Linked DNA regions of Homo sapiens: regions 2 and 3 are each linked to region 1. The links are chromatin loops, found by intact Hi-C in ENCODE. Cell type or tissue: Calu3. All regions are shown on one strand. Region 1 has its middle 450 kb from the start of ADGRA3. Region 2 overlaps LOC105374524 (a long non-coding RNA gene). Region 3 overlaps LOC105374524 (a long non-coding RNA gene).

Evidence for each region. A loop is a pair of places that touch in the nucleus more often than their neighbours do. Peaks named below come from ENCODE experiments on the same cell type or tissue, not always from the same donor. Only the 100,000 strongest peaks of a DNase experiment are listed, where the experiment ranks them.
Region 2: a loop joins it to region 1, with 10 times the contacts of the local background. A loop is called at or near these places in 5 of 110 quality-filtered maps.
Region 3: it touches region 1 in a loop (2.8-fold over the local background); 2 of 110 quality-filtered maps call a loop at or near these places.

The regions. Positions count from the first base shown.
Region 1 is chr4:22,961,583-22,964,082 of GRCh38, forward strand. No RefSeq gene overlaps it. Among named protein-coding and RNA genes, the nearest start is that of ADGRA3, 450 kb to the left of the region's middle. In Calu3, no CTCF peak of the experiment used is centred here; a DNase peak (open chromatin) is centred at 1,019.
Region 2 is chr4:23,131,223-23,133,722 of GRCh38, forward strand. The region is part of intron 12 of LOC105374524 (a long non-coding RNA gene); the gene reads left to right. Among named protein-coding and RNA genes, the nearest start is that of ADGRA3, 620 kb to the left of the region's middle. In Calu3, no CTCF peak of the experiment used is centred here; no DNase peak of the experiment used is centred here.
Region 3 is chr4:23,083,623-23,086,122 of GRCh38, forward strand. It overlaps LOC105374524 (a long non-coding RNA gene), which reads left to right. Exons shown (of 19, transcript XR_007058437.1): 9 at 75-166. Among named protein-coding and RNA genes, the nearest start is that of ADGRA3, 570 kb to the left of the region's middle. In Calu3, no CTCF peak of the experiment used is centred here; DNase peaks (open chromatin) are centred at 1,029 and 1,539.

The DNA of each region.
Region 1 (2,500 bases):
TAGACTCTCTAAATTTATTCTCCCTTTTGTAAAACAAAGGTATAATACTTACTTCACAGGATTTCTGTAAAGATAAGTGGACATACATATGAAATACATTTATGTGAATCTCTTGTACATATTAAGAACTAAATAAATGCTAATGCCCTTCCTTTTTATTTCCATTTTCACTTAAGTTTATATGAGTTTATTTGATCTGTAAGAGCTTATGTGCTTTAACTGGCCTCATGTGAAAACTTCTTGAGTGGAATGAGGAACCACAAAATTCTGCACTGTTCAAAGCCAATAATCATTCATAATATAAAATGCTTCAATTTCTTCAACAGTCTGAAAGTGAAATACATCTCCATTACTTACAATTATTTCACTTGTAATAATTAGGTATCAATCTTATGACTCATGATATTGCCTTATATTAAATTATAAGGAAGAAAAATACTTAGGAAGGTAAGGGGAAAATGAGTGTGAGATATTAAAAAGTTCCATATTCATTTTGGAAATAAATTTAGTGTTCTCGTTTTTGAAAGAATCACTGCTTCGGGGGAGAAAAGAGAAAATCTATTAAAGAGAAAAAAGTTTCTAAAGAAGTTAAGAGGTTCTTTTTATTTTCTTAAACACATTCTTACGGCCAAGCATTGGCTCTTGAAAAATACGGTTAGCCAGCTATAAAGTTGTAATAGAAAATAGTAAAAGCAATGAAATGTACAATTAAGGATCACACACCCCAGATATCTTCTAGTTCATTAGTTATCCTCCTATCTCGGCCCAGGAGATTTCTCAATCTCTGCACTTTACTCCTAGGCTCAACTACACAGTGAAACTGATGATAAGGTTCACTCTTTTTTATAGTGTTTCCTTGCACAAAGCAATGATCTCTTAAAGATGAAGTTTAATGCTCCCTCAGGAAATGCTGTCTATTTTAGACTTTTTTTCTGCTTGATAGCCTTCTCTTTTTCTCAGTGAACGTTGTAAACTAGATCCGTAGTCGAGGGATTTTACTGGATTCACCAGCAGAGGGAGTTCAAACCAAGTTGTGTAAAATTTGGGGGAAGGGATTGTTCTAGAATTTTTTAGAGTGCTGCACAATGTGGGCTGAATTCAGGGAACTGCAGGAATTGGTAATCAAATCAGATGGAACATTCAATTCTTTCAGCAAACACTGAACACTGGAGAGGCAAAAAAAAAAAAAAAGAATAAGAGACAATGTGTACTCCTCTCAAAGGGTATAGTTTGGTAGAAGTGGGTCTATGTAAATACATTAACTATAGTGCTCTGCTCTTGGTATAATATAGGGATGCAGACAAAATGTGAGAACCACGAATATATCCAGATTGGTGGGAGAAGGTCATGTGTTTGCTGTAGGTCCTAGAGTGACGAGAAGTCACCCTTCTCTCTGCAGGGTTCTTACTAAGTCAGAAAAGTGGGGTCATGAATTCCATAAGCCAAGAAATAGATATTTAGCAGACACCTCAGAGATCTCAGGGACTTTCTTTCTTTCTTTCTTTCTTTCTTTCTTTCTTTCTTTCTTTCTTTCTTTCTTTCTTTCTTTCTTTCTTTCCTTCCTTCCTTCCTTCCTTCCTTCCTTCCTTCCTTCCTTCCTTCCTTCCTTCTTTCTTTCTTTCTTTTATTATTATTATACTTTAAGTTCTGGGATACATGTGCAGAACATGCAGGTTTGTTACACAGGTATACACGTGCCATGGTGATTTGCTGCACCCATCAACGTGTCATCTACATTAGGTATTTCTCCTGATACTATCCCTCCTCCAATCCCCCACGCTCTGACAGGCCCCAGTGTGTAATGTTCCCCTCCCTGTGTCTATGTGTTCTTATTGTTCAGCTCCCACTTACAAGTGAGAACATACGGTGTTTCGTTTTCTGTTCTTGTGTTAGTTTGCTGAGAATGATGATTTCCAGCTTTATCCATGTCCCTGCAAAGGATGTGAGATCATCCTTTTTTATGGCTGCATAGTATTCCATGGTAAATATGTGCCACATTTTCTTTATCCAGTCTGCCATTCATGGGCATTTGGGTTGGTTCCAAGTCTTTGCTATTGTGAACAGTGCCGCAATAAACATACATGTGCATGTGTCTTTATAGTAGAATGATTTATAATCCTTTGGGTATATACCCAGTAATGGGATTGCTGGGTCAAATGGTATTTCTAGTTCTAGATCCTTGAGGAATCACCACACTGTCTTCTACAATGGGTGAACTAATTTACACTCCCACCAACAGTGTAAAAGCATTCCTATTTCTCCACATCCTCTCCAGTATCTGTTGTTTCCTGACTTTTTAATGATCACCATTCTAACTGGTGTGAGATGGTATCTCATTGAGGTTTTGATTTGCATTTCTCTAATGACCAGTGATGACTAGCTTTTTTTCATGTTTGTTGGCTGCATAAATGTCTTCTTTTGAGAAGTGTCTGCTCATATCCTTCATCCATTTTTTGATGGGATTGTTTGTTTTTTTCTTGTAAATTTGTTTAAGTTCTTT
Region 2 (2,500 bases), 170 kb after region 1:
TTTACGTCTGCCCTTCAAAGGCTTATATTCTTATTTTTTCTCTGTAGTCTCTAATTTGATCTGGGACTAATGTCAAATCTTTTTTCTACAGCTCTGGTACATACTTCTTATAAACAGACATCACCCCCATTTGAAAATTGAGACAAGAGTGTGCCTTCTTGGATAATGTAGATAAAGGTTGCTTTTGTAATTGTTAGACTCAAAGTTGTTTTTTTTTTTTTTTTTTTTTTTAATACAGAGTCTCACTCTGTTGCCCAGGCTGGAGTGCAGTGGTGTGATCTTGACTCACTGCAACCTCCACCTCCTGGTTCGAGCGATTCTCCTGCCTCAGCCTCCTGTGTAGCTGGGATTACAAGCTTGTACCACCATGCTTGGAAAATTGTTGTGTTGTTAGTAGAGATGGGGTTTCATCATGTTGGCCAGGCTGGTTTCAAACTCTTGACCTCAAGTGATCCACCTGTCTCGGTCTCCCAAAGTGCTGGGATTACAGGCATGAGCCACCGCACCCAGCCACAAAGCTATCTTTTAAGAAGATGCTCAGTTCCTGAGTAAGAGCTTGTGTAAACCTGGGGGTTATTGAGACAGCCAATGGAACTCTCAACTCCTCTCTGACTTTCTAAATAAAAGCCTTTCACAACACAGCTGTCCCTTTGGGAGAGTAAGTAGAGGGAGGGAAAAAAACCATATATGGGGTTTGTGTGTGTGGTCGTGTCTCCAAGAAACAGATAGGGAGCAACAGGCTGTGTGCCTTGCTCTCGATTTGCTGTTATTCTTGCTTTTTTTTTTTTTTTTTTTGAGACCGAGTCTCACCCTGTCGCCCAGGCTGGAGTGCAGTCGAGCCATCTCGGCTCACCGCAACCTGTGCCTCCTGGGTTCAAGCGATTCTCCTGCCTGGCTCACCGCAACCTGTGTCTCCCGGGTTCAAGCGATTCTCCTGCCTCAGCCTCCTGAGTAACTGGGATTACAGGCGTGCGCCACCATGCCTGGCTAATTTTTTGTATCTTTAGTAGAGATGGGATTTCACCATGTTGGCCAGGCTGGTCTCAAACCCCTGACCTGGTGATCTGCCTGCCTCAGCCTTCCAAAGTGCTGGGATTACAGGCGTGAGCTACGGCGCCCAGCCTATCCTTGCTTTTTATATTTTATTTTAACTATCTTTGGGACAAGAAAACTGTGTGTTTTCCCAGGGAATGTTAGCACAGTGGAGAGTGGTCAGTATTTTAAAGGCCTTTCTTGTTTGAGGATTAAGAGGAGTAAGTGTGATGGATGAATGGGGAGATGCTAGTGAAATGCCCCTGGAAGCTGGAAACAATTCAAAGCAGCTTGCCTGCTCCACCTATCTTTAGGCTTAGTATAGCTACTCAGATTTCCCCGAGTTGATAGTCAAATATGAAGTGATTATAAGCAAAAAGAAACAAACAAAATGAGATGAATTGCTCCCAAGGAACTTAAACAGAACAAGGAAGGACGTCCCAAGTATCAATCATATGAGACCCGAGTTTTCTGTATGCACTTAAAGCCCCAATTACCTAAGATGAGAGAAACTGAAACTCAGGAGTTTCTTATTAACAACTTAAAGCTCAGGCCCCTTCATAAAATTTCAATTCATTCTGGGCTTTGGCACAGAGATGGAGTCCTATGTGATTTTTTTCCCTGTTAGAATTGGAGACTTGATTTGGAAACACCACAATAAAACTAACTCATATTCCCAAAGCACAAAATGCAGAAGCAGACATTTATTTCTTCAATACAGTGGAGATTTTGTATAAATTTAACTTCTGATTAGAAAACTTTTTACATTGGAAAATTTCAGCAATGAAATTTCAGTAATAAGCCAAATGCAGGTCTGCTCGAGGTCGAATGAAATTTAGATGAAAAATCCAGGATTATCAAAAAGAATGAGGGAACTTCAAGTTTCTGTACATCCAAGGTTAATGGGTTGGATTCTTTCATTTTTGATTTTTATGGCAGCACATAATTTCTCTTCCTAGTTGGCTTTCTGCTTTTTTCAAGCAATAAGTTTTGAGTTAAAATAGTATACCTCACTTGTAATCAAGCCTGTATGTTTTCCTATGTGAATATTTCTATAGTACCTATCACTTGAGCATGCTATGGATTATTTTCTTTCATAGAAAATAACAACACATGAAATAGTCCTTTAGTAATATTTTCTTTTTTCTTTTCTTTTCTTTTTCGAGCCAGAGTCTCACTCTGTCACCCAGGCTGGAGTGCAGTGGTACAATCTCAGGTCACTGCAACCTTCGCCTCCTGGGTTTGAGTGATTCTCATGCCACAGCCTCTGGAGTAGCTGGAACTATAGGCACCTACCACCACGCCTGGCTGATTTTTGTATTTTTAGTAGAGATGGGGTTTCACCATGTTGGCCAGGCTGGTCTTGAACTCCTGACCTCAAGTGATCTGCCCACCTCGGCCTCCCAAAGTGCTGGGATTACAGGTGTGAGCCACTGTGCCTGGCCACTGGTAATATTTTCTAGCAGGA
Region 3 (2,500 bases), 120 kb after region 1:
GTAATTCAGAGAGAAATGGAATTAATTGACCTGTTAGGAAACTCAGAGATCTGCTGGTCTTTCTTATTTTACAGATGAAAAATTTGGAGTCTAGTGAAAAGAAGTGACTTGCTCAAAATCACACAGCACATGAAGAACAGAGCCTCTATGATGAATTTCTTGACAGGTAGGCTAGAAATCCTATATTTTGTTTTTTGAGTTTTTTTTTTTTTTTTTTTTTTTTTTTTTGCCACTACACTGTATCTGTGAAAGTTAAAATGAAACCATGTTTAGCTATGTCTCTAGATGCATTAAGGAAAGAAGAATCACTAGTGACACTTTAGGGGTGAGTCTTCACAACTCTCAGGTAAAGCATATTCTAGAACATTGAATGTTCGTACTAATTAGATAACTCTAAGTAGATAGATAACTAGCTAATTAGTACTAACATTTAATGTCAGCACTAGTTAGAACTAATGTTAGTACTAATACTAACTAATTAATACTAATGTTAGTACTAATTAGATAACTACCCTACTTGAATTTGGAATAAACTATTTCCTCTTTAACATTAATTTAATGTCATGATGAGTAATGATAACTATCCCTTAATGAGAAAAAGTTTTTATCAAGAATATAAATTTCATCCTTAGCCCAAAGAAATCTCAAGGCTTACGTCAAAGGAAGGGAGACAGATAAAATATAACAGATTATAGAAAACAAAAGCCATCCTTTCAATATTTTTCTCTAGAATGAGAGTTCAAGCTCAACGTATTTTAAAATGGTTGTGGGTATTCATCTATTTAAATATGAGACCCAAATATGTGATCATCTTGTCATCTGTTTCCTCATCTCCATTGATATTTTCCATAAAAAATTCAAACTAGCGTGGCATGTGGTGTTTTTTTTGTAATGGACATTTTGTAGAAGTCAATTATTGCCAGGATAATGTAGTGTAACAAACCACACCAAAGATTCAGTGGCTTACTCTGTAATGAAGAATTTCACTGGCCTTTGTCCCCAGTTCCTGGGTGGTAGCCTCTAAGTCCTGGGGATTTCCTGAGCCATAGAAGTGGCTTTGTTATTCATGATGGGCCCTGAGAGTTCACTCAGAAGGGAGATTGGTCATGCCAGAAAGACCAACCATATGTTTGGATGGTTGAGTTGTGAGCTATATGATAATATCTTGACTTTTTGGGAGAGGAGGCTGACTGTAGATTGAGTGACATGGGGATGATTCAATCACTCATACTTAGGACACAGAAGCTTAAGTGAACTTCCCTGGTTGACAATATTCTGAGCATTGTCAAACAACGATGTGCCAGAAAGGGAACTCTGGACTCCATGAAGAGAGGACAGTGGGGCTTCCATATTTGGGAGCCTCTCAGACCTTGCTCTGTGTCAATACATTTAGCTAGTGCTGATTTGTATTCTTATGCTATAAGAAAACTACAATTATAAATACAGTTCTTTCTTGAGTTTTATGAGTCATTTTAGCAAATTAATGAATCATAGAGGAAGTGGGAACGCGTGGATTTGTAGCCAGTTGGTCAAAAGTGAGGGTGGCCTGGGGACTCCTAACCTTGTGGCTGGTGTCTGAAGTGAAGGCTGTTTTAAAGAGGACTATGCCCTTCATCTGTGAAGTCTGACCTAACTACAGGTACTTGGTGCCAAAAGTCACTGCACTTACAAATATAAGTATTTTTATTTAAAGCATATTTAATTAAATTATTTAATGTTATTTACATATTTTTAAATTTTTATTTATTTTAAAATTTATTTTATTTTGATATTTTATTTATATGTATTTATTTTATTTAAAGCACATTTATTTACTCACACGTCTGAGGGTCAGCTGGGAAGTTCTGCTTCAGACTGTGAACTGACAGGGCTTGGATCCAGTAGCAGGTCTAATTGATGTGTCTCATTCCGAACTGCAGGCTGGAGGAGCTGTGGCTACCTGGGATATGTTCTCTGCATGGTGATGACAAAAGCAACTACATTAGCACATTAAACGTTTGCTTACATCACATGTAATAACATCCTGTTGACCTAAACAATGTGAACAATTAATTATTGGGCGGGATATTTAGTTGACCCTTGAACAACGCAAGTATTAGGGGCACCAACCCCTGCACAATAAAAAAACAAGCAAACAAACAAACATACAACTTTATCTCCTCCAAAACTTAACTACTGATAGTGTACTGTTGAGAGGAAGCCTTACCAATAACATAAATAGTCAATTAACATGTATTCTATATATTATATGTCTTCTATACTGTATTCCTACAATAAAGTAAGATAGGGAATAGAAAATGTATTTAAGAAAATCGCAAGGAAGAGAAAATATATTTACTATTTATTAAGTGGAAGTGGATCATTATAAAAGTCTTTATTCTCATCAACTTCACATTGAGTAGGCTGAGGAGAGGAAGGTAGAGGAGGGGGTGTTGATCTTCCTATCTCAGGGGTGGCAGAGGCACGAGAAGTAGAGGGGGTGGAAAGGGAATCAAGAGAG